5 separate regions of the Homo sapiens genome follow, and regions 1, 3, 4 and 5 are each linked to region 2. Evidence: chromatin loops called from intact Hi-C (ENCODE). Cell type or tissue: Calu3. All regions are shown on one strand. Region 1 has its middle 11 kb from the start of TEX101. Region 2 has its middle 22 kb from the start of PSG2. Region 3 overlaps PSG4 (pregnancy specific beta-1-glycoprotein 4). Region 4 overlaps PSG4 (pregnancy specific beta-1-glycoprotein 4). Region 5 holds the start of PSG9 (pregnancy specific beta-1-glycoprotein 9).

What was found. Peaks named below come from ENCODE experiments on the same cell type or tissue, not always from the same donor. Only the 100,000 strongest peaks of a DNase experiment are listed, where the experiment ranks them.
Region 1: it touches region 2 in a loop (5-fold over the local background); 5 of 110 quality-filtered maps call a loop at or near these places.
Region 3: a loop joins it to region 2, with 6 times the contacts of the local background. A loop is called at or near these places in 14 of 110 quality-filtered maps.
Region 4: it touches region 2 in a loop (5-fold over the local background); 14 of 110 quality-filtered maps call a loop at or near these places.
Region 5: a loop joins it to region 2, with 4 times the contacts of the local background. A loop is called at or near these places in 6 of 110 quality-filtered maps.

Annotation. Positions count from the first base shown.
Region 1 is chr19:43,423,642-43,428,641 of GRCh38, reverse strand. No RefSeq gene overlaps it. Among named protein-coding and RNA genes, the nearest start is that of TEX101, 11 kb to the right of the region's middle. In Calu3, CTCF peaks have their summits at 2,560 (motif pointing left) and 2,763; DNase peaks (open chromatin) are centred at 2,341 and 2,771.
Region 2 is chr19:43,101,869-43,106,868 of GRCh38, reverse strand. No RefSeq gene overlaps it. Among named protein-coding and RNA genes, the nearest start is that of PSG2, 22 kb to the right of the region's middle. In Calu3, no CTCF peak of the experiment used is centred here; a DNase peak (open chromatin) is centred at 2,458.
Region 3 is chr19:43,196,564-43,201,563 of GRCh38, reverse strand. PSG4 (pregnancy specific beta-1-glycoprotein 4) reads left to right here. Exons shown (of 6, transcript NM_002780.5): 3 at 3,289-3,567. Among named protein-coding and RNA genes, the nearest start is that of PSG4, 6.6 kb to the left of the region's middle. In Calu3, CTCF peaks have their summits at 2,481 and 2,695 (motif pointing left); DNase peaks (open chromatin) are centred at 13, 453 and 2,703.
Region 4 is chr19:43,189,948-43,194,947 of GRCh38, reverse strand. It overlaps PSG4 (pregnancy specific beta-1-glycoprotein 4), which reads left to right. Exons shown (of 6, transcript NM_002780.5): 5 at 354-608; 6 at 1,560-2,246. The coding sequence ends at 1,576. Among named protein-coding and RNA genes, the nearest start is that of PSG5, 5.9 kb to the right of the region's middle. In Calu3, a CTCF peak has its summit at 3,027 (motif pointing right); a DNase peak (open chromatin) is centred at 3,067.
Region 5 is chr19:43,268,594-43,273,593 of GRCh38, reverse strand. PSG9 (pregnancy specific beta-1-glycoprotein 9) reads left to right here and starts at 4,064. Exons shown (of 6, transcript NM_002784.5): 1 at 4,064-4,226. The coding sequence starts at 4,163. In Calu3, a CTCF peak has its summit at 2,323 (motif pointing right); a DNase peak (open chromatin) is centred at 2,323.

The DNA.
Region 1 (5,000 bases), 320 kb before region 2:
AGATTTTATATATATATATATATATGTATATTCTTTTTTTTTTTGAGATGGAATCTCACTCTGTTGCCCAAACTGGAGTGCAATGGTGCCATCTTGGCTCACTGCAACCTCCACCTCTCAAGTTCAAGCGATTCTCCTGCCTCAGCCTTCTGAGTAGCTGGGATTATAGGCACCCATCACCACACCTGGCTAAGTTTTGTATTTTTAGTAGAGACGGGGTTTCACCATGTTTGTCAGGCTGGTCTTGAATTCCTGACCTCAAGTGATTCGCCTGCCTTGGCCTCCGAAAATGCTGGGAACACAGATGTGAGCCACCATGCCCAGCCATTCTGTATATATAGTTTTAAAAAGATAAGCCTCCCCCAACCTTTTTTTTTTTTTTTTGAGATGCAGTCTTGCTCTGTTCCCCAGGCTGGAGTGCAATGGTGCAATCTCAGCTCACTATAACCTCTGCCTCCCGGGTTCAAGCAATTCTACTGCCTCAGCTTCCTGAGTAGCTGGGATTTCAGGCATGCGTCACCACGCCTGGCTAATTTTTGTATTTTTAGTGGAGATGGGGTTTCGCCATGTTGGCCAGGCTGGTCTTGAACTCCTGACCTCAAGTGATCCACCGGCCTCGGCCTCCCAAAGTGCTGGGATTACAGGCATGAGCCACTGGATCCGCTGAGCCTCTCCCTTTTAAAAAATAAATATGCCACATTCTGTGACGATAAAGTTACAAGAAAATAAAAAAATTAAAATAAACATGTCATGAAATCAGCGTATCTATTAATGGTTGACTTTCTTGCAAAGACTACCAGAGAAACCCATTGATCACGCAAAGTAAGAGTTTATAAGGCCAATTGCAGCAAGGGAGAACAAAGTTCGGTGGTGTCTCAACAGTGTCACAAAGGGGAAAATGATGTAAGGGTATTTGAGGTAATTCTTTAAAGCAAGGAACTGACTAAAATTGGGCAAAGGGCTGGGTGCGGTGGCTCACGCCTGTAATCCCAGCACTTTGGGAGGCTGAGGCAGGCGGGTCACCTGAGGTCAGGAAAGAACCTAGGAGGCGGAGGTTGCAGTGAGCCGAGATCATGCCACTGCACTCCAGCCTGGGCGACAGAGCGAGACACTATCTCAAAATAAAATAAAATAAAATAAAATAAAATAAAATAAAATAAAATAAAGTAAAATAAAATAAAATAAAATAAAATTGGATAAAAAGTATGAGACGATAGTTTAGAATTGGTGAACACAACAGAATGGAGGTCTTGAGAGAAGTCTTGAGAAGCAAACTATTGTCTGATAAGTGAGCTTTTTGCCCAGTTGAGCCATGTGTTGAGAGGAGAGCTATATGCCCAGGTGAGCAAATTGTTTGCCTAGATAAATTTTTTTTTTTTTTTATTTTCCTGAAGCAAACAATGAGTTCTTTATTGTTTTACAGTCTTATCCTTCCAGGCAAGGCTTTTTTGAAAGTCAAACAAACAGGTAAGTCATGTTGAAATACATGATCTCAGTTCTCATATCTAATAGAATTTAAGATACCTACCTCATTAAATAATCAATGAATGCATTTTCTTAGCTGTATCAGAAAAGTATTATTTTATATCTGATTATTCAAGCCAGGATCCAAGCAAGGTCCACAAATTGCATTTGATTTTGTGTGTTTAAGTTCCTCTTAAACTATAGCTTCCCTTACTTTTTTTTCTTCTTCTCTCAAATTTATGTTTTGACAAAGTTAGGTCATTGTCTTGCAGCTTCCATAATCTGGATTTTGCTAGTTCCATCCCCACAGGCATTTAACATGCTCTTTTCTCCTCTAAGTTCCTTTCAATTTGGTAGTTAGAACTGATGCACGCTGAGTGCAGTGGCTCACACCTGTAATCCCAGAAATTTGGGAGGCCCAGGTGGGAGGATCGCTTAAGCCCAGAAGTTTGAGCACAGCCTGAGTAACATGGTGAGACTCTGTTTCTACGAAATTAAAAAAAAAATTAGCCAGCTCTGGTGGTGCGTGCCTGGAGGCCCAGCTACCCAGGAGCCTGAGATGGGAGGATCACTTGAGCCCAGAAAGTAGAGGCTACAGTGAGCTGCGTTTGTGCCGCTGCACTCCAGCCTGGGTGACAGAGCAAGACCCTGTCTCAAAACAAAACAAAACAAAAACAAACAACAACAGCAACAAAAACAAAACAAAAAAACTGATGCAGGATGGACAGGCCCCCAACATGATGCTTAGGCTGGGAGGGTTCTTGGCTTTGACCGGGAAAGAATTCAAGGGCGAGCCCCGGGTATTAGGCAGTAATCTTTTATTGAATGGTACTGCTCCTTGCTGAGCAGGGATAACTCATTGGCAGTGTGCCCAGAGTTGGCAACCTGTGAACCCTTGGCAACTACATTTATATTCTCTTATAGCCACTTCAATTACATGCAAATTAAGGTGTGGATTAATGCAAATTAAGGAGTGAGTTATTTAACAAGTTTCCAGGAAAAGGGCAGCAACTTCCAGATCATTGCCATAGAAATGGGTGGTAACTTCTGGGTCGTTGCTATGGCGTTTATAAACTGTCATGGTGCTGGGGGCAGTGTCTTGAGCTAATGAGCAATGAGGGCAGCTAGGGTCACTTTTGCTGTCATCTGCTGGTTTTGTCCAGTTTCTTCACTTTATCCTGTCTGGACTAAATCCTGTTTTAGTCAGCAGCGTTGTGACCAGAAAACAAGTCTTGTCGATCTCCTAAACTACTGATCTAAGCTATTCAGCTTTTAAAAACGTGGCAAACAGCAATTTAGTGGGTCTCCCACTGCCAATTTTGTCTTCCTCCAGACTATTCTCAACATAGCAGCTAGAGGGCTCCTTAGACAAGAGAAGTCAAAACATCGTATCACACCCTGACATAAACTAACTTTTTCTTCTTTCTTTTCTTTTCCTTTTCTCTTCTCTTCTCTTTCTTTTCCCCTCCCTCCCTCTGCACTGCCCCCTCCCTCTCTCCCTTCCTTCTTTCCTTCCTTCCTTCCTCCCTTCCTCCCTTCCTTTCTCTCTCTCTCCCCTCCCTCAATCTCTCTGTCTTTCTTTATTTTTTAAACAGAGTCTCACTCTGTCACCCAGGCAGAGTGCAGTGGTGGGATCAAAGCTTACTTCAGCCTCAACCTCCCAGGCTCAAGCAGTCCTCCTGCCTCAGCCTCCTCAGCAGCTGGGACCAAAGGTGCATGCCATCATGCCCAGCTAATTTTTAAAAATTTTTTGTAGAAATGAGGATCTTGCTATGTTGCCTAGGCTGGTCTCAAACTCCTGGACACAAGCTATCCTCCCACTCTGGCCTCCCAGAGTGCTAGGATTGATTACAGGCATGAGCCACCACACCTAGCCTGATCTAAACTCTCTAACAACTTCCAAATTCACCTGGCATAAAAGCCAGAGTCAGTGCAGTTGCCTATGAGCTCCCTGAGATCTGTATTCCCGTTACCTCTGACCACATCTCCTAAGATGCTCTTCCTCATTTCCTCTGCTCCAGTCACCCTGGCCTAGTTGCTGTTTCTTGGGATCTCATGCAGGTGCCCACCCATAATATATGCATTCCAGTTTTTCTATATCCCTGCCAACACCTGTATACTGGAAACAGCACAACAATGCTGAAGGAAATTTCACACTGTGAAATAATACTGTGTCTTCTTCCCCATTCATAGCATATATCTTTTCATTTATTTCAGCACTGTTGTGAAATAAATGAAAAGATATATGGTATGAATGGGGAAGAAGACACAGTATTATTAATGTCGCTGGAAAAAGGGGTCTTGATCCAGACTCCAAGAGAGGATTTTTGGATCTTATGCAAGAAAGAATTCAAGGTGAGTCACAGAGTGCGGTGGCAACAGAGTTGCTCATTAGTTACACAGTAGGGTTGCCTCAGAAAGCAAGAGAAAGAATGCGCTGTCTTTTTAAAAATTATTATTATTATTTTTTGAGACAGAGTTTCACTCTTGTTGCCCAGGCTGGAGTGCAATGGCGCGATCTCGGCTTACCACAAACTCTGCCTCCCAGATTCAAGCGATTCTCCTGCCTCAGCCTCTCGAGTAGCTGGGATTATAGGCATGCGCCACCACGCCCGGCTGATTTTGTATTTTTAGTAGAGACCGGGTTTCTCCATGTTGGTCAGGCTGGTCTTGAACTTCTGACCTCACGTGGTCTGCCCGCCTCAGTCTCCTAAAGTGCTGGGATTACAGGCGTGAGCCACCGCACCCGGCCGCATTGTCCTTTTTTAAAAACTCTTCTTATACAGGGGTCTTATCTATATAAAAGCTAAGCTAAGTTATGTCTATGTGTGAGTGGGCTGACAGCATGACAAAATTTATTATTTTGCTGATTTAAGGAAAGTTATCTGCCAGGTGCAGTGGACCATGCTTGTAATCCCAGCACTTTGGGAGGCCAAGGTGGGAGGATCGCTTGAGCCCAGGAGTTTGAGACCAGCCTGGGCAACACGGTGCGGTCCTGTCTCTACAAAAAAAATACAAAAATTAGTGAGGTGTGGTGGCTCTCGCCTGTAGTCCCAGCTACTGGAGGGTGGGGGTGGGAGGTGGGAGGATTGCTTGAGCCGGGGAGGCAGAAGTTGCAGTGAACTGAGATCATGTCACTGCGCTCCAGCCTGGGTGACAGAGCGAGACCCCATCTCCAAAAATAATAAATAAATAAATAAATAAATAAATAAATAAAAGTTATTCTTGGCATTTTAGTGCATAAGTACACCAAAGCATGACTCTGTCTTGAAAGTATATATTGTTATGTGATATTGGGACATCTGGACATTCTTCTGTCACAGGAGTTTGTCCTTGCAGGCATTAATAAACTGCTTCTTTAGCTGTAAACATCTTATGACCGTGGGTTGTGATTGGCAAAGAGCGTACCTTGCTAGTTTTACGACAGGGTTGATTTTAAAATGGTGTCACCCTGGCTCTCCTATGCTCCTGTTTCCTTAACGTTAAGATGTCAATTCTCCTCAAACAATCCCAATCAAAATCCTTGCAGGATTTTT
Region 2 (5,000 bases):
TAAGCTCTTTCAGGAAAAAATTTGGTGTGTTCAAGGAAGATTAAAAAGATGCCAAGGTAACACAAAAATAATAGAAATTCACCATGGGGTTTTATTTATTTATTTTTTATTAGACTTTAAGTTTTAGGGTACATGTGCACAACGGGCAGGTTAGTTATATATGTATACATGTGCCATGTTGGTGTGCTGCACCCATTAACTCATCATTTAACATTAGATATATCTCCTAATGCTATCCCTCCCCCATCTTCCCACCCCACAACAGGCCCTGGTGTGTGATGTTCCCCTTCCTGTGTCCATGTGTTCTCAGTGTTCAACTCCCACCTATGAGTGAGAGCATGTGGTGTTTGATTTTTTGTCCTTGCGATAGTTTGCTGAGAATGATGGTTTCCAGCTTCATCCATGTCCCTGCAAAGGACATGAACTCAACATTTTTTATGGCTGCATAGTGTTCCATGGTGTATATGTGCCACATTTTCTTAATCCAGTCTATCATTATTGGACATTTGGGTTGGCTCCAGGTCTTTGCTATTGTGAATAGTGCCACAATAAACATACGTGTGAATGTGTCTTTATAGCAGCATGATTTATAATCCTTTGGGTATATACCCAGTAATGGGATGGCTGCATCAAATGGCATTTCTAGTTCTGGATCCCTGAAGAATTGCCACACTGACTTCCACAATGGTTGAACTAGTTTACAGTCCCATCAACACTGTAAAAGTGTTCCTATTTCTCCACATCCTCTCCAGCACCTGTTGTTTCTTAAAAGATGTAGCTTTTAATTTGGTCTCTGTTCTTCAACTGAATCACTGTGCTCAAGATAGAGCCCATTAAGGAAGAGGGACAACAATGTCTATGCAATTTTTAGATTCTAATCATTTAAATATGTAAAAAAGAGAACCAGTTGGAAGGGACAACATTTAGACATTAAAAATCAAGGATTTCACTGAATCCCAGGTCCCCAAGAAGAGGAAAATGCAATGAGGACCATACTGTGCAACACTCCCACAGAGTACCTTGCTACAAAGGCATTTCCTTAATTGTTTAAACTGTGTCTTTTGTATCTAAACATGCAAAGAAATGAGTAGCCCTCTGAAGCTAGAATAATTTATTATAACCACTGTTAGTCACCTTCAAAACCATAGCTCTTACCACTGACCTGGCAATCATTACACACACAAGTCAAATATTTTTACAGTACAAAGTAATGTAAAAGGCAAAGAGGTCAGGTAACACAACGGAGAGAAGAACAGAGTTTTAGACCTGAGAGAAATCTATTCACTTGCAACTCTTGGGATTCCATGAGAAAAGAAAACTATGGTTAATCCCCTACAGGAGAGTCTGTGTCATCTTTTCTGTTTTCCTAAAGGGGTCCTAATACAGGAGTTATTGAGAAATTATTTTTAGGCAGCTAGAAAGGGTAAAAGAATTCTTGGTGGAATTTTCCTTTAATAAAAAGCAGCCCCCAAGCCATTTCTAACAGAAAAAATACTGAATGATCAGGCTGCAAGCACAGATATGCATATATAGATGCAGGCAACTAAGAGCCAGGTACTCCCAATATGGCGGTTTCTGTTCTTTTTTCCTTGTCACCACAAGTGCAGGTGTCATGGTGACCACCAGGTAGAAGTCACATTTGCATAATAAAAGATTACTGTGGGAGGACCAGTCTTTTCTCGGGCTATGTAAACAGCACACCTGGTCAAAACAACCCCCTGGACCCTATGTAAATCAATCAGTGCCTCCTCAAGTCTCTGTATAAAATCAATTGCATTCCACCCCAAATTGGAGACCCTCTCTTAGGTGACTGCTTTCTCAGTATGAAAAAGCTTTTTCTCTCTCTCTTCTTTTTTATCTGTTAAATTTTTCACTCCTAAACCCACTCTTTATGTGTTTCCATGTCCTGAATTCTTTCTAGTGTGTGACAAAGAACCATGGATAGATTCCCAAACAGAGCCATTTTATTTGGGAGTTCTTATCCGGGATTGTGATCAGAAGATAGAAACATCAGAATGGTGAGTATGGAGCAAACCTCAAATCTCTCCTTTAATTTCAAGGTTCTCTTCAAACTAGTTTCCTTTCATGGAGAACCTCACCATCACATGAGGCTGGGGGATGTCCTGGAGCAGCTGAGAATTTCTGGCCAGGACACACCCTGATGTTATTCAAAAGCTTCTGGATTGAACACAGCCTCCAGCAGCTCATCCAGATGTTAGTAATGGGTCTCCTAATTTGCTATCCTGTTGCAAATTTGTTCTTCCTTTCTATCCATGGTCTCTATGTCTCCTATTCTTTCTGTGTATGCAATATGTGCAAATTTTTACAGTTCAGGGAACAGTTCTGTTAGGAAAGATCGGTAAATGCTATAATAACTAACCCAATAGGTCCCTTCCTCTCTCTCTCTCTCCTTCCTTTGGTAAGCACATGGTATTTCTAAGCCAACAGTGTCACCTAGTGGAAGCAGAAATCCTCCTCATGAGGCACATTTTTGGTCCTCTGCCATAACACTGCACTTTTAAAATTCTCTCTTTTTGCACTGATAGAAAAGCCCTTTCTGTGAATGGGGAAGCTCTGCTTTCAACAGTTAGGAGTAAAATGTCTTCCGTAGCCAAATTTTAGTTCTGATACTGTCCCATCAGCAGGAAAAACTGCCATTAGGTCCCTATGTTCATTTAAGGTACTTATTCTATCTCCAATTAGAACACGATTTAATTAGTAAGGGCATTTTAAGAACAGAGTTAACCAGGACCACTTTTCTGAGGGAAAATGTTTTAGCACGGGCCATAACCGGAAACTGGCACATTCCATCTGTTAAAGAAAGCTTGCTCAAAGGCAACTGCTACAGTTTCTCCAGAGATCCATTTTTCAGGAAGCCAGGCAGATCACAGGCAGATAAGCTAAGGTTACATGGGTAAAGTGTGGCTAATCCCATCACTTCATTTATCCAGTTCCATGGCTTAGAAGGCCACACCTAGAACCATGGGCGGCACATTTTACACAGTGCCAGGACTCAGGAGCCAAGGAGAGAAAACAGTTGGGGGGATGCTCCCACTGTCTTCCACTCCACTCTGGGTCACAATGAAAGGAGGAGGACTATAAGGACACTTTTATTTTCACTTCTTTTTCTAGATGGCTAACAGAGCATCTTCAGCTTGCACCCCTCTGGAGTGCACTCTGAGGCACTAGAACTCTTTTAACCTCAGGACTTTGAAGAGAAAAGCAACTCATTCTATTTTGCACAATGACAGGACATTTTTACTAAACCTTTACAAGCATTGTAACAGCAACCCAGATTTTTTTAACAGCCATATCAGGCAGGCCTATAAAGAATAATCCCCTCGAATTAGAAAAGCAAATTCCAAGGGAACCATCTGAGAAGAAACTCCATAATTTGGGATCCTTCCAAGTTCCCTTCTCATTACAGGACCTTAGGCAAATAAAGTAAGACTTAGGCTGATTTTCAGACAATCCTGATAGGTATATAGAAGCTTTCCAGAATTTAAGTCAGGTGTTTCACCTCACATGGAAGGATGTTATGCTGCTCCTAAACCAAACCCTAACTGTAGCTGAAAAATAGGCAGCTCTGCAAGCAGCAGAGAATTTTGGAGATGAGCAACATATCTCCTATAATACACCAAAAGGGAAGGAAGGAGATATGGAAAGTGAAGAAATAGCAGAAACACCATTCCAAATAAGAAGTGAAGCAGTACCTCTTGACAACCCTGATTGAAACCCCAATAGCTCTGCAGATCAATGGAAAAGAAAAACTAAGGCTAGACCTCTTAATTTCTCTAAACTGTCTAGGATAGACTAAAAGCCAGATGAGAATCCTGCAGCCTTTATGGATAGGTTGAGAAGGGCACTATTAGCACACACCTTTTTATCTCCTGATTCAGTCAAGTGACAGCCCATTCTAAAAGATAAGTTTATTATATAGAAATCTCCCAATATTAGAAGGAACCTACAAATGCAAGCTATAGTAGCAGATAGCACCTTGGAAAACCTTCTGAGGGTAGCCACTTCAGTCTTTTATAATAGGGACCAGGAGAAGGCCCAGAAGAAAGAGAGAAAGCTCAAGAGAAGGACAAAGCCTCTAGTAGCTGCTTTGCAGAGTTGCAAAGTCCAGGATCCCAGAGGTGTATCCACTAGTTGCTCTCGGTATGGCAGGCCAGGGCATTTTAGGAAGGAGTGTCCAAAGAGCAAGAGGAAGCCACCTTGACCCTGTCCAGCCTGTGGTGGAGACCACTGGAGATGCAACTGCTCCCAGAGATGGAGGTCACTGGGTTCAGAAGCAGTCTCACAGTTGTCCAGCAGGACTGATGGGTCCTGGGGCTCAAACCCCTGGCTCCAGCAGCTGAAACTGCCATTACAGCACAGGAGACACAGGTGATTCTGGAAATTATAGGAAAGAAAGTAGACGTCCTTCTAAACACTAGATCCAGTCTCTCTCTTTTCTCCTTTCTTATCCAGGCCTCCTCTCTTCCCATAGCACAACCATAAGGGGTGTCTCATTAAAAATTCAAATACAATATTTTTCTCAACCTGTACTTTACAATTAGGAGGACCTATTGTTTACACCTGCTTCCAAACCACTGTCACAATAGCTCCACTAGTCAGAAAAGTCTCCAAATTAACCCTAGGAAAAAACGGTTTACACCTCCACTTAATGTGGCAAAATTACTTTCCTCTAGAGGGAGCGCTTAGCTAGCAAACAGCTGGTAAAGCAAGAAATATATAAGGCAGGATAAGCAGTAGTCACTCTAAATAACATCTCTCTTCAGGTGCAGGTGCTCAATCAGCTAAACAAATAGTTCTTACAAGGGTACTTAAATTAAGCAAGAGAAAGGTAGCTAACATTTACATTGATTCCAAGTATGCTTTTTTAGTTCTTCATGCTCATGCTGCCATTTAAAATAAAAGGCATTTTCTTACCACTAATGGATTTCCTATAAAATACCACCAAAAAATTAACATCTTATTATCCTCAGTTTTCTTCC
Region 3 (5,000 bases), 95 kb before region 2:
ACATGACTGGCTGAGCCATTAGTCATAGGTATGAATGAGGTCAGCCGGTTGCCAGAATGCAAAAGAATGAGAAACATCTCAAAAGACCAGTCTCGCGTTCTACAATAGTGATGTTATCTATAGGAGCAATTAGTTACAAATTTTGTAAACTCTTGCCAAATGACACTGGAGCAGTCAGGGATTACATAAACTGTGCCTACATTTTAGCAGAATTCGGTTCCCTCCTATAATCTTAATCTCATGGTCTTTCACTAGTTTGACAAAGGCCGTCCCTGGGCAAAGTAAGGGTGTTAGTTTTATGGAGGAACTATTATCATTCCTGCTTCAAAGTCAAACCATAAACTAAATTCCTCCCAAGGTTAGCCTGGCCTATGCCCAGGAACGAGTGAGGACAGCCAGCCTGAGACTAGATGCCAGATGGACTCAGACATGCTAGTTTGCTGTCACTGCTGTAATCTTTGCACTGACTCACCAGGGTGTCAGAGGCTGGACAGGCCTGCAGTCCCCAAAGCACATGGACTCATTTCTCCTGTATCACTTGGGACTCCATCCTCAACCTGCTATGCAGCTCACATTCTCCTGTCACTTCCTAGAGACTTCTGGCTTCCTGTCAGGCATATAACAAGCTTAAAATTTGTGACTCCGTTCTAACACTAAGTAAAAAGTCAACAACTCATTAAAATCCCTCAGAGAAGGCTGTGCTCAGTGGCTCACGCCTATAATCCCAGGACTTTGGGAGGCCGAGGCAGGCACAAGGTCAGGAGATGGAGACCATCCTGGCTAACATGGTGAAACCCCGTCTCTACTAAAAATACAAAAAATTAGCCGGGCTTGGTGGCGGATGCCTGTAGTCCCAGCTACTTGGGAGGCTGAGGCAGGAGAATGGCATGAACCCAGGAGGTGGAGCTTGCAGTGAGCTGAGATCATGCCACTGCACTCCAGCCTGGGCAACAGAGCGAGACTCTGTCTCAGAAAAAAAATGCTGTTAGAGAAATGAAGAATGCTTTTGATGCTTACTGGTAGACTGCACACAGCTGAGGAAGGAACCCCCAGCTTGAGGATGTGTCAATAGAAACTTCCAAAACTGAAACAGGAAAGTTCAAAAAGGGTGGGGAAAAAAAAGTGGAACAACATATTCGCCTTCATATTTAATATTTTTTTTGACAATAGCAATTTTTAAATTTTGTAGTTGTGGGACAACTACAAAGGCTGTAACATACACATAATGGGAATACTGGTGGTGTTGCGGACCAGTTGGAGGTGACCAGGTGGGTGCTATCTGATGGTTTTACTGCCTGTGCCACATACAACTGTTTCCTCATGATGATGCCATTTTCATAAGTTGGATTTCTTCACGTGGGCAGACACACGAGCCATTGGCATCTCACTTAGACTCTTCCTATTTCACACAAACTTAAACTTTAGTGGTATTTCCTGAGCTTAACAGAAAATGAAGAAAGCATTCCACATACCTGTTTTGGGGTCCTCCCCATTTTTCCTAACTCTGCACAGAAATTAGAAGCAGGGAGTTCTTTCTATATTTACTAACATAACACACATCACTTCTTTTAATTTGGCATCCTTCCTCCCTTTATGTAATTGACGCACTGACCAGTTCTGTCCTTTTAATGGGACTCTCTCTACTTAAGGAGCTGCTAATTTCCAATCACCTTTGGCATCTTTCTTTGAGCATAATGTGATCCTGCTGGAATTCACGGCACACCTAAACCTTATTTTGGTCTCAAGAGAAATACTACTACCAGCAATTGATCTTCGATGTCTGGATCATCAGTAAAAGTTTCCACTTATGAAAACATTTTAATGTTTCCTCCAAATTTTTTTTTGTTACTAGAGTCAGAACACAACATGAGGTCTAAATTCCTGACAACTTTTTACGGGAAAATTACAGTATTACAAATTGAGCATCCCAAATCCAGAAATCCACAATCTGAAATGCTCAAAACTCAACCCTTCTGACCACTGATGTGATGCTAAAAAGAAGTGCTCACTGGCGCATTGTGGATTTTAAATTTTTCAGATTTGGGATGCTAAACCAGTACATGTACTGCAAATATTCCAAAATAAAAAAATTAGAAATCGAAAACACTTTGTTTTAACCTTTCTGCATAAGGAGCACTTTATCTGTATGAACTATAGGCATGAAGCTGTACAGGAGATCTCTAGAACCTCCTCATCCTGCATAACTGAAAATGCACAACCATGGAACAACACCCTATTCCCCTGATCCCAACTCCTGCAAACTACTATTCTACTCTCTGATTCACTCTGGAATCCACTTATATGAGGTACATAGAGTAGTCAAACTCAGAATCAGAGAGTAGAATGTCTAATGAGAGAAAGTATCTGCAAGACTTCTTCCCAAATATTGGTCTAATATCCACCAAACGCATATGGTCCATGAGGGCCAGACTTCCATCATCTGTTCATGTTCGCCCTTTCCACCAGTCAGTTCTGCATTTGCAAACATCCACATGTATTTCTAGAAAGATCCACATGGTCCTCACCTGCCCTCTACAGGGGGAAGCGAGCATCATGGACCCAGAACACGGAACATGGTCTTGGTCCAAAGCTATCAGCTCTTGCCTGTCCCCTTCACTCTTTGTAGGTCATTCCTTGGACTCTGCTCTATCTTTAGAGGTCACTGGCTCAAGTCAGTCACCATGAGACACCTGGGAAAACTGCGCCACCTTGTGGCTCCACTGCCTGATGACTGAACTGACCTCCAGGCTTGACTCTGGTCTCCCCTGTGTTATTTATGCTGAAGTACCCAGTCCCAGGTCAGGCTTTCCAGTACCCAAAGGGTTTAAGGACAATGGGAAGTTCCATCATCCATCTCTAGGATGTCCTTGGAAAGGGAAGCTGCAGAGAAAACATACCTCGGGGGGCAAAGTAAGACTGAAACTAAGAAGATTCCAGCACTGCATGCTCCAAGTGAGGACCACAAGGTGGGTCAGGCAGGCAGTTGGAGACGGAGGAACTCAGAGAGGCATCGGGTCTGTGACTGCTGGTCCTGTGTCTTTCCATGACCCAATGCTGCTGCTCAATTCACACCTAAGAAAGTCTGTGCTTCTCCCACATAAAGCAGGCAGCCTCACAATCTCTGAGCTCTCAGATTGCCATGCATCTGTCTTTAACACACACATCTTCCATGGGCTTTTAAGGACTTGGGTGGGCTGAGAGGTGGGAAATGCCAACTCTGATTGAAAAATGCCTTTGGAAGAATCAAAGATGCCACACAGGGCAAACCTCTCTCTGTTTTCTGCACAGTGGAGACTCCCAAGCCCTCCATCTCCAGCAGCAACTTAAATCCCAGGGAGGCCATGGAGGCTGTGATCTTAACCTGTGATCCTGCGACTCCAGCCGCAAGCTACCAGTGGTGGATGAATGGTCAGAGCCTCCCTATGACTCACAGGTTGCAGCTGTCCAAAACCAACAGGACCCTCTTTATATTTGGTGTCACAAAGTATATTGCAGGACCCTATGAATGTGAAATACGGAACCCAGTGAGTGCCAGCCGCAGTGACCCAGTCACCCTGAATCTCCTCCGTGAGTATCCTCTGTTCCTCTGTGAGCCAGGCTGCCATCCCAAATACACATGGCCAGAGGCCAGGCCTCTCAGTCCCTCTCAGGTCCAAGTACAGAGACCTTTACCCCTAGACATCAAAGCTGGCCATGACTTTCTGCCCCAGGCAAACCAGAGTAGGCCTAGGCTTGATCCACAATAGGAGAAAAGAGGCTGCTCCTGTCATGGGAGACTCAGGTTCCACAGCTTGTGATGGGAGAAACAGGTGAAGGTCTCAGGCTCCAGATCAGTGAACACAGCGGGGATTTGGCTGGGACTTCAGTGTTGCGACTTGGCTCACAGGGTCACTGTGGCCCTTCCACAGACCAGGATTTTCCCTTCCCTCTGACAATGTCACCTGTGACTTTATTCTCTTTGCTCCAGATGGCCTGGATGCCCCCACCATTTCTTCCTCATACACCTATTACCATACAGGGGAATTCCCCAATCTCTCCTGCCTCACAGACTCTCACCCACTGGCAGAGCATTCTTGGCTGATTGATGGGAAGTTCCAGCAATCAGCACAAGTGTGCTTTATCCCCCAAATCACTAAAACATATAGAGGGGTTTAGGTCTGTTTCATCCATAACTCAGCCACTGATGGAACAAATCTCATAATCAAGAGGATCATAGTGCCTGGTAAGTGGATCCCTGGAGCATTGGCAATATGTTTTCCAGTGAAGTCTATCTAGCTATCAGGGAAAAGCCACCTGCCCTCTGCAAAGGGAGAGGGAAAATCAAAAACCCAGCACAGGGAATATGTTTCTGCTCCAAAACCACCAGCTTTTGCCTGTCCCCTTCACTCTTTCTAGGTCATTCTTTAGACTATACACTAACAATGAACAATCTGAAAGGAAATTAAGGAAATAATTTCAATTCACATTAACATCAAAAGGAATAAAATATTTTGGAGTAAGTTTAATCAAAAAGGTCAAATGATTATATCCTGAAAACTACAAAACATTGCTGAAAGAAATTAAAGACGATATCAATATATGGAAAGACATTTCATTTTCATGGATTGGAAGAATCAATATTGTTAGAAAGACAATACTACCCAAAGTTAGTTGCAGATTCAATGCAACCCCTACCAGAATCCCAGTAACATTTTTTTGCAGAATTATAAAACTCTGTCCTAAATCTGACCTGACAGGCTCTTATTAATGACTGCCACAACAGAAACACTGAGAAAAAGAGGCAACCATGAAAACGTGGAAAGTTCTGACGACAGAAAATAGCAATCAGCCTTTCTCACATCCCAAAGCTTTAAAAAATATATGAGTGCAGCATGGCCAGTATGGAATTGACCAAAAACTAATCATCAAGCTAGAAACGTGGTGAGAGAAAAAAAAAGGGCAAGAATATCTTTGGCTTATCACCTCCCACTTTTGCCTACTAATCTGATGCTGAAAAGAAA
Region 4 (5,000 bases), 88 kb before region 2:
AAACCACCAGAGGCCAGGTCTCTCAGTCTCTCTCCAGTCCAAGTATAGACACCTTTACTTCTGGACATCCGAGGTGGCCATGACTCCCTGCCCTGGGAAAACCTAGGTAGGCACAGCCTTAACCAAGAATATAAGGGGAGGGGACGCTCTTGTCATGGGAGACTTGGGGCCTAAAACTTGTGATGGGAGAAACAGGTGAATACCTCAGGCTTCGGCTCAGTGAACATAGAGGGAGTTTGGCTGGGACTTGAAGGTGTGTCTTGGCTTAGAGGGTAACTGTGTCCCTTTAAGAGACCAGGAACATCCCCTTCCCTCGGATGACATCACCTATGGCTTTATTCTCTTTGCGCCAGATGGTCCAGACCTCCCCAGCATTTACCCTTCATTCACCTATTACCGTTCAGGAGAAAACCTCTACTTGTCCTGCTTCGCCGAGTCTAACCCACGGGCACAATATTCTTGGACAATTAATGGGAAGTTTCAGCTATCAGGACAAAAGCTCTCTATCCCCCAAATAACTACAAAGCATAGTGGGCTCTATGCTTGCTCTGTTCGTAACTCAGCCACTGGCAAGGAAAGCTCCAAATCCATCACAGTCAAAGTCTCTGGTAAGTGGATCCCAGCATCCTTGGCAATAGGGATTTAGGTGGAGTCTATCTGGCATTCAGGGAAGAGTGAGGAAAACATTTTTATTCCCAGCCTGTGTCCCATGGGCACAAGCAAATCCCAAATTCTACTCCTGAACACTCCCAATTTGTCTAAGAACTTCCAAAACTTTAACAAACAGGCTGATATCTTCTTAAAATTCCCAGCCTAGACCAAGCAGGAGAAACATTGATTTCATTGAAATAATTGACAATATTGAGGATAATATTTTTATGATTTTTATTTGAAAATTTGCTGATTCTTTAAATGGTTTGTTTTCTAGATTTATGGAATTTTTTTCTTTTAATCTATCTATAGCTTGTAGCAGTTCAATAAACTATACTTCTGGGAACCGTAATTGAAACATTTACTTTTGCTCTCTACCTGACTGCCCCAGAATTGGGCAACTATTCATGAGTATTGATATGTTTATGGTAATACACATATTTGCACAAGTACAGTAACAATCTGCTCTCTTTGTAACAGGACACATTTCAAATCATTGGTTATATTACCAAGGCTTTGACTGGGATGTTATATTCAAGAATATAGATAGAATGAACCAATATGAACTGCAGGCAAAGTCTGAAGTCAGCCTTGGTTTGGCTTCCTATTCTCAAGGGTTTTGTAAAAGTTTAATCTGAGAGTCCTTATAAAAACTTAGAGCAAATAAAATTCTAAAAGAGCGCCTACATGGTCTATTGCTACTCTTGCTGCACTTATGTAAAGAATCAGACCACGTTTGAAGAAACTCAACCTATTTTGCAAACAAACTTATTCTACTGAAATTATCATTGGTAAAACTAGAGATGCCCATAGAGAGAAAAATTATGTGGAAAATAAAAACTGTAGTACACCGGTTATGAGATTGCAGCTCTGTTCATTGTTTCTGTGTTTTTATTATCCACCTGTAGACTGGATATTACCCTGAATTCTACTAGTTCCTCCAATTCCATTTTCTCCCATGGAATCACGAAGAGCAAGACCCACTCTGTTCCAGAAGCCCTATAAGCTGGAGGTGGACAACTCGATGTAAATTTCATGGGAAAACCCTTGTACCTGACATGTGAGCCACTCAGAACTCACCAAAATGTTCGACACCATAACAACAGCTACTCAAACTGTAAACCAGGATAACAAGTTGATGACTTCACACTGTGGACAGTTTTTCCAAAGATGTCAGAACAAGACTCCCCATCATGATAAGGCTCCCACCCCTCTTAACCGTCCTTGCTCATGCCTGCCTCTTTCACTTGGCAGGATAATGCAGTCATTAGAATTTCACATGTAGTAGCTTCTGAGGGTAACAACAGAGTGTCAGATATGTCATCTCAACCTCAAACTTTTACGTAACATCTCAGGGGAAATGTGGCTCTCTCCATCTTGCATACAGGGCTCCCAATAGAAATGAACACAGAGATATTGCCTGTGTGTTTGCAGAGAAGATGGTTTCTATAAAGAGTAGGAAAGCTGAAATTATAGTAGAGTCTCCTTTAAATGCACATTGTGTGGATGGCTCTCACCATTTCCTAAGAGATACAGTGTAAAACGTGACAGTAATACTGATTCTAGCAGAATAAAACATGTACCACATTTGCTAATACTGTTCTCTTAAAATAATTTTAAAAGAATGGGGTGGGCCCTCCCATGTGTCCAGGCCAGGTCTCTGAACAGAATCCTCCATCTGCAGTAACAATGCCTAAGAAGATGACATGGACTTGGTCCTGATATGCAGCCATTCCTGTATACCCTTCCCCTGCTGCAGGGCTGTACTAGCCCAGGGCCCAAATCTTCAGCTGCAGAGCTGAGAGAGAACATGGGATACCCAGCATCCCTTACCTTCTTCCAGTTCACTGCAGTGGCTACCGGCATGGCCCATTTATCCCTGAGGACACCCATCTGCTGACCCACAGTTTCTAAGAGTCAGACTTTCCTGGCTTCTCTGAGTCCCAGCTACTTTCACTCTGCTGAATCCTTCTTCTCCCCACAGGTGTCATTGACTTAGCAGACACCTCTTTCAGCTGCAGCTAACAGGTAAGCCAAGACCCAGACCCCAGAGAATAAACAAGGATTTCAAAACCTACTGTGTCCAACGGAGATGCCCACTTGTGGGCGGCAAGCCACCCAGGTGCCGAGGCAAGAGACCGAGGGCACGAGCTTTTCCAGTATAATAAAATATAAAAGGAGAATAGTTATACCAGATATAGATCTTAGATATGATTATATAGGAATATCATTAATCATTAGTTGGTAGCAATTACTCTTTATTCCAATATTATAATAATCCTCGCTCTATGATTATAACCTAGGAAAAGCCAGGTCATAAATAGATAGGAGCTGGGGAGACATAGTGAGAAGTGACCAGAAGACAAGATTGCGAGCCTTCTGTTATGCCCAGACAGGGCCACTAGAGGGCTCCTGGTCTAGTGGTAATACCAGCGTCTGGGAAGACACCTGTTGCCAAGTGGACCATGGACTAGAGGTACCCTCAGTGTCAAGGAAAAACACCCACTACTTAGCAGACCGGGAAAGGGAGTCTCCCTTTCCCCGGGGGAGTTTAGAGAAGACTCTACTTCTCCATCTCTTGTGGAGGGCCTGATGTTAGTGAGGTCCAACCACAGTTATCCGGAGGCCTAACCGTCTCCCTGTGATGCTGTGCTTCAGTGGTCACACTCCTAGTCTGCCTTCATGTTCCATCCTGTACAGCTGGCTCTGCTGTTTAGTTAGCAGTAGCAAATTAGTGAAAGTACTAAAAGTCTCTAATAAGCAGAAATAATGCTGTAAGCTCTTTCTCCTCTCTCTCTCTGCCTCAGCTGCCAAACAGAGAAGGGCCCCCTGTCCAGTGGACACGTGACCCATGTGGTCTCACCTATCATTGGAGATGGCTCACACTCCTTATCCTGCCCCTTTGTCTTGTATACAATAAATATCAGCGCAGCCTGGCATTCGTGGCCACTACCGTTCTCCACGTCTTGGTGGTAGTGGTTCCCTGGGCCCAATTGTCTTTTCTTTTATCTCTTTGTCTTGTGTCTTCATTTCTACAATCTCTCATCTCTGTACATGTGGAGAAAAACCCACCGACCCTGTGGGGCTGGTCCCTACACCCACTGTACAGAGACATAAATAAGTAGAGATGTATACAACTCCCCAACAACACGGTGTCCTAAAACAATGTTCCCTTCCCCCCTCATCGTGGAATTTACTGTCTCTCACCACATGGGCAAGTGCTTCCAGGGTCTCACAATTCTTCCACAAGAGGCAATGCACACTTTAACATAGCACTTCAGCAAATAAAGTGGTGACAGTTTACCTACTTAGAATAAGTTTCTTGAAGGTTCTCCCAAATTTCCCCCTGAAGAAGACAGAAAAGGCTTTCCCAATTGTGAAACACTGGCCTTCCCACCTTTCAAAAAGGACCACTGAATAGCCAAAACAATCTTGCCGAAATAAATTGTAGGACTTGAACTTTCTTATTTGAAAACTGACAAAGTAGTACAATTATTAAAACAGAAGCTGCTGGCAAAAGATAGACATAAAGACAAATGGGATAGAATTGAGAGTCTAGAAATAAACCCTGACACTTATGGTCAATTACTCTTTGAAGGAGGTATCAAGACAATTTAATGGAGGAACAATTCTCCTTTCAAATGATAGTGCAGAAACAACTAGATAACCACATGCAAAACAGTTAATTTAGATAATTCTACCTCCCACGATATCAAACCATTCTCTAAAAAATTGATCACTGAGTTAAATATAAGACCTATAACCATAAAAACATCTTAAAATAAACATAGACGTAAGTATTGATGATCTCAAATGTGCAGTGGATTCTTAGATATGATACAAAAGCATGAGAAACAAGAAAAAAAGATAAATTGGGCTTTATCAAGATGTAAGCCTTTTGTACATCAAAGGAAATTATCAAGAAAATAATTAATAGGCACAGAATGAGAGAAAATATCTGCAAACCACATATAGGCAGTTTTCATGTCCAGATAATATCAAGAACTAGCTACAACTCAATAACAAAAGGACAAACCATCCAATTTATAAATGGGCAAAAGACTCAAATAGACATTTCTTCAAAGAAGATATACAAATAGTCAAGAAGGACATGAAAAGATACTCAACATCATTAGTCATTAGGAAAATACAACGTCAAAGCTACAATGAGACACCAATCACACCTACAAAACTGGCTACCATTCTTTTACAATGTTAAATAACAAGTAGCAGCATTATGTAGAATTTCGAATCCTCATATATTGCTGGTGAGAATATAAAAATGTACAGCCACTAGGAGAAACAGTTTTCCTGTTCCTCAAAAAGCTAATCATAGAATTCTCATTTGA
Region 5 (5,000 bases), 170 kb before region 2:
AAATTGATCAGTGAGTTAAATATAAGATCTATAACCATAAAAACATCTTAAAATAGACATAGATGTAAATATTGATGACCTCAAATGTGCAATGGATTCTTAGATATGATACAAAAGCATGAGAAATAAGAAAAAAATATACATTGGGCTTTATCAAGATGTGAGCCTTTTGTACATCAAAGGAAATTATCAAGAAAATAATTAATAGATACAGAATGAGAGAAAATATTTGCAAACCACATATAGGCAGTTTTCATGTCCAGATAATATAAAGAACTAGCTACAACTCAATAACAAAAGGACAAACCATCCAATTTATAAATGGGCAAAAGACTCAAATAGACATTTCTTCAAGGAAGATATACAAATAGTCAAGAAGGACATGAGAAGATACGCAACATCATTAGTCGTTAGGAAAATACAAAGTCAAAGCATCAATGAGACACGACAACTCACCTACAAAACTGGCTACCATTCTTTTAAAATGTTAAATAACAAGTACCAGTATTATGTAGAATTTGGAATCTTCATACATTGCTGGTGAGAATATAAAAAGGAGAAACAGTTTTGCTTTTCCTCAAAAAGCTAATCATAGAATTCTCATTTGAAACAACTTCCATTCCTAGGTATATACCCAAAGAATTAAATCCAGGGACTCAAACAGGTACTTGCATGGGAATGTTGATTGCAGCATTATTCACAAAATATAAAATATGAAAACAATCCAAGTGCTCCTCAACACATCAATAAATAAATATGGTGACACATACAACAGAATGTTAATCTGCCATAAAGAGGAATGAAGCTCTGATACCCACTGGAACATGCATGGACTTTGGAAATATTATGCTAAGTGAAATATGTCAGAAACAAATTAACGTAAGTGTATAATTCCATTTATATTAGACATCAAGAATAGGCAAATTCATAGAGACAGAGTAGAGATGATCAAAGTCTAGGGTGGAACATACAAGGAGGTATTGTTTAAAAGATACAAAGTTTCAGTTTAAAATGATAAAAATTTTCTAGGGAAAATAGTGGTGATGGTAATTTAACACTGTGTATGTGGTTAATTTCACTTGATTGTGCATTTTAAAGTGGTTGAAATAGCACATTATTCACAGAACTGTGAAAAATAGATTTCTATTATATCGTTCACCCAAGCTAAGGTGTTTGTTATGGCAGCTGAAGCCCATGAATACATCATCTGACCCAGTGTGTCAATGAAACACATCAGTATTTCAATCAAATTAGCTGGAAGCTCCTGTCCCCAGGAGAATCAAAGGCCCCAAAACAAGAGCTCCAGCAAGGGCTCAACCAGCACAGGTCCCATAGGGCAGCCTCAATGTCAGGCCCTGGATGGCATGTGAGGCAACAGCAATACAACCACAACGTGAAAATGTAAGTATTTTTACTACTTCCAGACACTAGGGAGCACTCGGCACACCTGGAGACCACAGACACAGTGGTCAGTGACCCCATGCAGGGAGGAGAGAAGAGACCTGTAAGCGAATGGCTTTATTAAGTCCAGGGTGTTATCTGACAGGTTTCCAGCAGGGAGCTTTAATGGATGTGTTCAAAGCAAGCAGCAAACACTGGGACCAGGAGCTCACGCTGTGACTGAGAGGTAGTCACTTTAAATGTGAGGGCGAATGTCAGAATTATCAGTTTAAAGAAAGCAGCTTGAGAGAGGGGAGCCCAGCACACCAAGCAGGAGAGATGCCTCTAAGATTTTATCTCTGGACACCAACTGGAGCCACTTGAACCAGACACAGTATTGAAAACTACCATGGTGACCAAGCCCTGCCTCTGATTTGAGGCAAATAAACTTACACCTTAAAAAATGAATGCCAAGGCAACATGACACTATGAGCATCATGACATCCAGGGACACCAGCAGGGTGTGGTACTGTGCCCTGGAGTCAGAATCCTGGGTTCTGGTCCCTGGGAGTGAGAAAATGAAAATGACTTGTCCTTGCCCCCCTGACGTTGATCTTCCCACCCTGCTGCTCCCTCTTCTGCTCTCAAACCCATGTGCAGTGCTCAGCCCCAGGCATCACTGCCCCCAGGGTATTCACAGTGTTGCCTACTGCACACAAACACAAACTCACAGAAGGTGACAAAAATCTGCGTTTGGGACATCTGATTGTGAAAGAGGGATAACAGTGAACGTAGAGCCACAGAGACTGGGACTCACGGGGCTGGAAGGTGAAGGAGCTGTAACATAACATATGTGTGACCTCGTGTGAAGTGGAATAAAACATGCAGCCTGGCCTGGGATTGCTGCCGTTCACACTTCCCTCCCTGTCCACCAGAGGGCGACAGAGTCCCTCCCAGCCTGGAGCCTTCCCAGGGGATGCCAACCTCCCTCAGCGGAACCCACAGCCCAGCAGGGTCCACCCTCACCAGGGTCACTTCGGCCCAAGTCCTCAGCACCCTCCATGCTCCCCACACGGACTCTGTCAGTTCCTCCCTGACCTGGCGGCCGCCAACCTAACACCACTCCCTCTGCAGGGAGCTCCTGCCCCACACACCTGCTCCTTCCCTGGGCCCAGCTAAAGGCATCTCCCAGGGCAGCGCTGGTGCACGCGACGCCACACTGGGCGCTTTCCCCTCGTGAACTCTCTCCATCCTCATCAACTCTTTCTGTCACTGCTCCCTAAATGCCTGCCCCTGCTCCATCTGTCCTGTTCTCTGGGGCTTCCCAGGCCAAGCCTAGCGCCGACACAGAACAGCGGCTGCCTGAGGGCCCACAGCCTCCCCGGGAATCAGCCAGGCACCCTGTCACCTGCCTGCCCCCTGCACCCCAGGGGGCTCAGAGAGCGTGTGATGGTCATTCACAGGTACCATCCGGGATGTGGCCACCTACCCCCAGCTGTCCCTTGGGAAGACAGACCTCTCCTGTGTACTTGCGTGGAGAAGGGCGGTGTTATTGCTCTTTGCTCCCAGAACACAACTCACCCCCACCCGCCCTCTCAGGTGTGAGCAACGTCCCTCCAGAGAGCCTCTCTGGTCACTGCCTGTTCCTCCTCTACAGACAGCAGCTTGGCCAGGTCAAAACCCTCAGGACAGACCCCTGGGTGTGTCAGCACATGGAGGGCTGAGCCCATCATGGCCACGGAGTAAGTCGGGATGAATCTCTCCAGCTCTGAACCCCTGCTCTGTCCCAGGCTCCCCCTCCTGCGTCTCAATGAGCCATGTCCCGCGGGGTTCCTGGGTAACTCCCCACTTCCTCCTGCACCACCACGGGGAAGGTGTGGTGACCACAGGACAATCAGCTGGGCAGAGAAGAGAGGACATCAAAGATGGTCAGGGAGAACATGAGAAACCCTGAGCTCCAGCTCAGCCGCCAGACCCCAGGGAGCCATAGACTGACAGAGAACTGTCCCTTTGACTATGGGACTCACAGCCCCCACTGAGCAACCAGCACAGGCCTCTCCTCCTAAGAGGCATGAGAGATTCACCCTGCACACCTCCAGGAAGGACAGTTTCCTCTGGGACACCCAGGTCCTGAAAGTCCATCCTTGGAAGCTGCAGTCAAGCTTGACACGATTAGAGAAAGGAAGGGTCCCTCTCACCAGGCAACACACAGCTCACCCACAGCACAATGGGGTGTCACTGTGACAGGGACCTGGTGCATCTCCAGCCTCCTGCACTGAAGGGGAGAGCCAGATGGGGATGAAAGAGGGTAAAAGGCATGAATGTGCACCCCAACCCAGAGCCATGGGGACAGCAGGAGGCTGAGGCCCAGGACTGTGCTTGCCCAACCTGCAGGGTATGTGCCTGACTGTGTGGGTCTGTGTGTGTCTCTTCTGTGTGTGTGTGTGTGTGTGTGTGTGTGTGTGTGTGTCTGCACAAAGTGTGTGTTGAGGTTTGGTGAAAGAATCACTGCTGAAAAAGGCAGAGGCCTCCACAACTCCCAGGGACCTGAAACACAGACAAAAGGAAAAACAGAAGGAGGGACAAGGAGGCAGGACTGAGAGAGAAGGGGACAGAGAGGTGTCCTGGGACTGACCCCGCCCATGAGCTTGAGAAGTGCTCCTGCCCCGGGAAGAGGCTCAGCACAGAAGGAGGAAGGACAGCACAGCTGACAGCCGTGCTCAGACAGCTTCTGGATCCCAGGCTCATCTCCACAGAGGAGAACACACAGGCAGCAGAGACCATGGGGCCCCTCCCAGCCCCTTCCTGCACACAGCGCATCACCTGGAAGGGGCTCCTGCTCACAGGTGAGGAGAGAACTTCCTGGGAGAGGACAGGGGGAGGAAGCGGAGTGACTGGATGGGGTCTCCTGGAGAGGATGGGGTTGTAAAATAAAAGAAGCCAGCTCTTAGGGAGGCTGAGGTGGGTGGATCACGAGATCAGGAGTTCAAGATCAGTCCGGCCAATGCAGTGAAGCCCAGTCTCTCCTAAAAATATAAAAAATTAACCAGGTATGGTGGTGTACTCCTGTAATCCTAGCTACTCGGGAGGCTGAGGTGGGAGAATCATGTGAACCCGGGAGGCAGAAGTTGCAGCTAGCCGAGATACCGCCACTGCACGCCAGCCTGGGCGACAGTACGAGACTCCGTCTCAAAAAAAAAAGAAAAAAAGGAAAGAAGGCTCTGTTGCAGCCTGGATAGGGGAAAATACACCAGAGAGGGACAGGGGTCAAAAGAGGAAAGTCACATTGAACCGGAATTGGTAAGAGGTAGGAAAATCTTAAGTGTTCTGTTTTCCTGATTAATCATCCGGGGCCACCACATTTTGAAAAATGATAATAATAACTATATCAGATGACACTTCAAATAAAAATATAAGCAGGACATGAAACACTATCCTCAGCAAAAAACCTCAACAATTGGGGGAAAAAAAAACACCCAGGGCATGGAGGGCCCTGAGAACTCTCACATCTACAGGAGTCTGCAGCCTGTCCCAGGCACTGGGGTGCAACCAGGATCACAAAAGTCCCTGTCCTCACGGAGCTCACGCTGTCATGGGGAGGAAGACAGACATGCGAAGAG